Linked DNA regions of Homo sapiens: region 2 is linked to region 1. Evidence: chromatin contacts called from ENCODE Hi-C or POLR2A ChIA-PET data. All regions are on one chromosome and are shown on one strand. Each heading gives the region's core, a stretch centred on a gene start or an enhancer-like site at or near the end of the contact. The rest is flanking DNA. Distances are from core to core; before and after follow the strand shown. Region 1 holds the start of RPS4X (ribosomal protein S4 X-linked). Region 2 holds the start of NAP1L2 (nucleosome assembly protein 1 like 2).

Evidence for each region. Hi-C counts contacts between places; a loop is a spot of excess contacts on that map. ChIA-PET counts read pairs that join two places held with the same protein, here RNA polymerase II (POLR2A). Pooled maps may share reads with other maps.
Region 2: a loop to region 1 is called in a map of CD4-positive, alpha-beta T cell, with 5 times the contacts of the local background. The contact joins the promoter of NAP1L2 here to the promoter of RPS4X in region 1. A Hi-C loop is called at or near these places in 1 of 168 maps with a recorded cell type or tissue (CD4-positive, alpha-beta T cell) and 9 of 50 pooled maps. POLR2A ChIA-PET finds 5 or more read pairs at or near these places in 1 of 52 experiments (naive thymus-derived CD8-positive, alpha-beta T cell).

The regions. Positions count from the first base shown.
Region 1 is chrX:72,275,581-72,278,733 of GRCh38, forward strand. RPS4X (ribosomal protein S4 X-linked) reads right to left here and starts at 1,668. Exons shown (of 7, transcript NM_001007.5): 1 at 1,613-1,668; 2 at 577-654; 3 at 1-144. The coding sequence starts at 1,615. RefSeq lists enhancers at 1,168-1,247, 1,418-1,487.
Region 2 is chrX:73,213,398-73,216,591 of GRCh38, forward strand. It overlaps NAP1L2 (nucleosome assembly protein 1 like 2), which reads right to left and starts at 1,454. Exons shown (of 1, transcript NM_021963.4): 1 at 1-1,454. The coding sequence starts at 1,095.

The DNA.
Region 1 (3,153 bases), core at 418-2,917:
CTTGCCATCGATTTTAATGAACCGCTGCATGCAAATCTTCTTTACTTCATCTCCTGTCAGGGCATACTTAAGTCTGTTCCTCAGGAAAATGATGAGGGGGAGACACTCTCTCAACTTGTGGGGACCGGTGGATGGACGAGGAGCCTGTAACGTTAAAAATGATAATCACTGTTGGGATTCACTAAAGCACTCAAACCTACCTCCTAGTCCACCAGATCCACTAACTGAACACCAAGACCGTCCATATTACACCCAACTTGGACTTTTACACAGGAGGTGTAAAAAGCATCCAAAACTATTTCATACCTTAAAGTTTTATAGCATCTTCCCTGTCAGAGGACCAGGATCATTAAGAACATGAATCCTGAGTCCATGTAAATGTACTATGTGGTATGTGGAATAAATGAGGCACAAAAATATTAAATCGATTGGAAGTGGAGGACAGCTAGATAGTATAGCTCCTTCAAGGGCAGAGGAAGCCAAGAATAGATATTCCTCCCCTAGCCTGGTCCCCAAATGAGTCCTGGGAGACACTTAAAAACAGTGGCCACGGAAATATTTATATAAGATACTTACAAACACACCGGTCAATTTATCCAGCATCCAATGCTTTGGAGCTGCCACCCGCTTCAGATGCTTCTTGGGACCACGAGCCTGAAAGTTTTAGATTGCAATGCTGTTAATCAGGTTTCAGAACAGCTTATAAAACCTAGTGTGAAACTAAACTCTTAGTTTAGTTTCATCTTCAGCAAAATGTGGACAATATTAAAGTATAGTGTTCCGATAAAACAGAAACAAACACAGTTATTTAACAAACACCGTGAGATCCATAAGCTGCAACAAGCCTTCTTATTGTAACAGAGAATATTCTTGGTTACTATGTTTCAGAACGTTTACTGATTACTATCTTTCAGAACCTTGCTAAAGTGTTTCCATGTTACTGTTTGAAACTGTATCTGCTTAGAGGTTAGGGTCTTTCAAGAACACCATACTAGTGAAACGCACAGCAACAGAAATGAGCCAGGAGTCTACCTGTGTTTCTAAAGTTTTCACAATTTATTACCGTCTGTTTTTGACACGTATGGAACAAGATTCTGACATCCGCACAAACACATGTGCTGCTCCTTCGTACACTAAAGCCAAAAGCTGACACCAATTTTACTTTAAAAAGAGTAAGGAAGCCTTTTTAATGCTGTGTCCAGATGCTTACCGGCCACGTATGGTAAAGTCAGGCCGTGCCAAAAAGGCAATGACAAAGAAAACCTTTCTCCGCCGGGCACCCCCAGCGCCCACCAACCTCGGGCTCGCAGTCTGAGCTCCTGGCCCAGCCGCGGCTCCGGCCCGGGAGGAAAAGCAGCTTCTCCCGGGATCAGGACGTATGGCCGGGTCAGAAACCGAGGCCTTCCCAACAGCAGCACCAGATCTGCGCCTCCCCAACCCTAGGCCAGCGTTCGCCCTTCGCCCTGGAGCCCGTCCCGGCCTACCACGGAGGCCGTGATCCCTTCGCCTCTGCCCGGCCATCCCCAGTAGGAATCCCGAAACCTCGGGCAGCCCCGGCCGGGGGAGGATGGAGGCGGATACGTCCTAAGAGCTCGCTAACTAAACGGCTTACCATGGCTGCGTTAGGCAAGGAAAGAGGACCTCCGTCTTCCGGTGCGCGTAGAAATTGGGGCTGGAGACTGCGCGCGCCGGATTTTCAGCTGCTCCGCCCAGCTCAGCCCTTTGCTGGCGCGCCGGGACTCTTTCTTGCCATCTGCTGGTGGGAGGTCAGAAGTCCCGAGTTGAGGAACCGCCGCGGAAAGAGGGTGTCTCCTAAGGGCGATTTCCTCCCTCCCCTTTTTCCGCCCTTCCTCCTCCCATATTTGCTGAGCGCCTCTTGTGTGCCTTATTCTGTGCTAGGTGCTGGGAATACAAAGATGAGCTACACAACATCCCTGGCCTCAAGGAGAGTTCAAAGTGAGCTTACTTCCAGTCTCACGTACAGATGATTCTACGCCTGTAATCCCAGCACTTTGGGAGGCCGAGGCGGGCGGATCATGAGGTCAGGAGATCGAGACCATCCTGGCTAACACAGTGAAACCCCGTCTATACTAAAAAAAAATACAAAAAAATTAGCCGGGCATAGTGGCGGGCGCCTGTAGTCCCAGCTACTCGGGAAGCTGAGGCAGGAGAATGGCGTGAACCCCGGAGGTGGAGCTTGCAGTGAGCCGAGATCGCGCCACTGCACTCCAGCCTGGGCGACAGAGCGAGACTCCGTCTCAAAAACAAAACAAAACAAAACAAAACAAAGAACTTGTATATAATCAATAGAATACATTTTAATAAATATTTAATGTTATTTCTTAAACGTATTTTGTCTGTCCCTTTTTTGTGTTCCCTTGAGCCAGCCAGGCAGCCCATACTGAGTTGGGAAGAGCCAACAACGTTTTTAACCCCCTCTTGCTTCTCTGCTTGAACTCTGACATCCTCCCCCTTGCTTCCTGTACAACGCATTTGGCACTTATAGAGACTCAGGGAGGAGAGAGGATATTAGAAATCGTCTGGTTATATCTAACTAAAATGTAGATCTGATCCTGCTTCGAAACTGCCCTTGGCCCTCTGTTTCCTGCCGTAAGGGAGCAGGTCTGAACTTTATCTGGCTCCATTGCTCTCTCTCCCCAATCCCAAACTTCAAAGCTCAAGCCCCACCAAGCTAGTTTGTTCCGAGGGAGTCAGCTCTTTTTGTTTGTTTGTTTGGGAGACAGGGTCTCACTCTGTCACCCAGGCTGTAGTGCATGGCTCACTGCAGCCTCGACAGACAGCCCGGGCTCAAGCGATCCTCTCACTTCAGCCCCCACGAGTAGCTGGGACAACAGGCGCACGCCACTGCACCCAACTAATTTTTTGTAGTTTTATTTTTTTGTAGAGACGGGGTTTCGCCATGTTACCTAGGCTGGTCTCAAACTCCTGGACTCAAGCGATCCGCCCGCCTCGACCTCCCAAAGTGCTGGGATTACAGGCCTGAGCCACTGCGCCTGGCTAGAGTCAGCTCTTTCAAGACTGCTTGTGGACTCGATTCCTTAGCTTGGAACTGCCACAAACAGCCAAACCCCCTTCCTGGGTACCACCTAATCCCACACCTCAGCCTTGGAAATGCACAGTTCAAGTCCCTCT
Region 2 (3,194 bases), core at 204-2,703, 940 kb after region 1:
AAAATCTTCAGTTACAGTTCGGATTGTTCCCCAGATCCGATGTTTCTGTTTCTTCTTGATGGTTTTCAAAGTGACATTCTTTCCTTCATTCCAATCTATCTCACAGCCTGTGGAATACTCAATCGCAGTTCCCCTATAGGGATGGGGATCATAATATGCTAGCTTTGACTTCAGCACATAGGTCTTTGTCAACAACTCATTTTTGAAATATTCATTGGGTTTGAAGTGAAATTCTAGTGTGAAACTGAGGGGCTCGCCAGGATCTGAAAGCTTAACTTTAATATCTGTCAGGAGCTTCAGAATAGGCTCATCATATTTCTTAATCAAAGGAGTGAGTGTATCAACGTTTTTTAAAACAGTTAGCCAAAAATCAGGAATTCCCTTAGGATCCTCCTCTTCTTTATTCTCTTCTCCAGTAGCCTCAATGTCGTCCTCCTCCTCCTCCTCCTCCTCCTCTTCCACAGCATAATCATAATAATAGTCCTCATAACCATCGTCCTCATCCACATATTCATGTACCATACCCTCCTCATTACCATACATCTCTTCATGACACATTTCCTCATCATCACAGTCCTCAGAGTCTGATTTATATTCACATTCCTCTTCTGTAGGTTCATAGATTGCATTGATGATCTGACGTCTTTTTTCCAGTAAGGGTTGGTACATTTCAGCAAACTTTCTTTCAATGTCATGAAATTCCCTCAGGAATTTGGATTCTAAATTGGCCGCTCTAGTTTGAAGCTTTTTAAGGGCTAACACACGGTACTTAACTTTCACAGGTAGACTTTCAACAAAGTCTGTATCTAAAACATAACCGATAAGTCCTTTTGGACGGTCTGCCTCTGAGTCCTCATCAGTATCGCCACCTTTTTTCCCATCTTCCCCGGACCCAGCAGCAGTATCTTCACCGTTTTCCCCTTCTTCCCCAAGCCCAGCGGCAGCTTCTTCACCGCACTTCCCATCGTCTCCAAGCCCAGCAGCGGCATCTTCACCGCGCTCCAGATGTTCCCCGAGCCCTTCCACCATTATCTGATTACCAGCCTCTTCTTGACTGGATTCTGACAGCTCCTTGCGGTTCTCTGACTCGGCCATTTTTCAAAGGACCGTACACGCCTAAGGTGGCTACCACAGAGATCGGGAGACCAAACCTCCACAGGAAAAGACTCACCGAAATATCAGAAGCGGCGGTGGTCGGACCTAGCAGTGGCGTCCGGACTGAGGGAACGACGATCCAGGCTGCTCGGGGATAAAAGATGGTGCTGAGGCTTTGAGAACCGGACTGAAGCAGTGGCGACCTGGGCTGGGTGCAGAGGGCGGCGACGGCTGCGTTGACCGATCCTGCAGGAGAGAGCCGGAGACTGCAGAGAGCTGCAGTGGGCAGACCTCCTCCGCAAGCAGCTACTGCTGCAAGAAAAAAACGGTGCCGCAGTATGATTACGCAGCTATCACTTGCCTAAAATTTCTAGGTGCAAATAGATTGCTGCGTCACCTCCTTCCCTCCCACAACTATGCTCTAATCTCATTTGCTGCAATGTAGTGACTGACAAACCCAGAGCCAGTAAATTATTAGATCTATCAAGTTTTCAACTCTGCTCACCTTCCCAGGCTCTCTAACATGGCTGATTCATCCACCTCCTCCTCGTCCTCTAGCCCATCTCCCGCAGAGTTTTCTGGAATCCCATTGCGTTCATTAGTTCATTCATCCAACTTTTAACAGATATTATACTTTTATGCTTTCCAGAGAGCTCAGAGAAAACGTAACTAAAATGTCGAACAATGAGAGAAGACAAGGCACCCACCCATCCTAAATCAATCTCTTTGATTTTAGATCGGGGACCTGGGGAGGGGAGAGGTGGATGGTGGAAGAGCTGATAAACAAACGCTTCAAAGATTAAAAACACCAGGAATTAGCACTGATGGTCTTTAGGTGGCGTGTCAGTTATTTAAATATTCTATATTATGTTTGTCGGTATTTTTCACAAGCTATATGATTTTAGGTTGAAAAATTCTCGAAACATTTCCTGTGAGGGGAGGAGGAGGAAGTCCGATGGCAGTGGGGGCGAATGAGGGCCTGTGATGAAAAACTAGTATGGTGTATACAACTACGTGACTAGTAAACATACCAGACAATTAACCACAATTAACCAGTTGCCTGGCTTATAAATAACCCCAGTCCCAATACTGACTTTCTGCTTCTCCTTCTTAATGCTGGCTTTAACAGCCGTTAGAAATATACATATATACAAAAGCCAAAATGGAAAGTTATGTTTATTCTTAGAAATCATAACATTTGCTTGATGCTTTTGAGTTAATTGGAAATAATCTAAATCTCAGCATTAAAGAAATGGTTAAACTATTTGATAATGTATTTATAGGATGGAAAGCTTTGCAGTAATTAAAATTTCCTCTCTATAGTAATTATTGGTGAGGTTTATTTTGTTCATATTTCTAACTTGGATCATTTATTAATTGAACAATTTTTTAAAATTTTAAGTGACTATTATTTTCCAGATTTAAAGAATTTGTTACTATCACAGATATTAAAACTGTTTACATATTGTTGTATTTATTTCTAAATTCTGTCAGTTTATAGATAAATTTTTCCTTTAAGTGAAAATACCAGATACAAAAGAACAAATATTGTATGATTCTACTTTAATTAGGTATCTAGAGCAGTCAAATTCACAGAGACAGAAAGTAGAAACATGGTTTTCAGAGGCTTGGGGTAGGGAGGAAAGGAAGTTATTGTTCAATGTGTATGGAGTTTCAGTTCAAGAAAAAGAAAATATTCTGGAGATGTATGGTGATGATGGTTCACAGCAGTGTGATTGTACTTAATGCTCCTGAAATGTAGATTTAAAAATAGGTAAAATGGTAAATATTATGTTATGTATATTTTATCATAATATAAAGTGTAGAGAAAAATATTTTAAAGACCATATTCAATATAGTACTGGAAGTCCTACCCAGAGCAATTTTGCAAGAGAAAAAAATAAAGGACATACATATTGGAAAGGAAGTTGCTAATTTATATCCTTGTTCAAAGAAGACATGATCTTATATTTAGAAAAACCTAAAGACTCCACAAAAAAACTGTTAGAACTAACAAATTAAGTAAGTTTGCATGAAGCAAAATCAACACACATAAATTAGTAGCATTTCTGTACACCAGCAGCAGACAATTTGAAAAA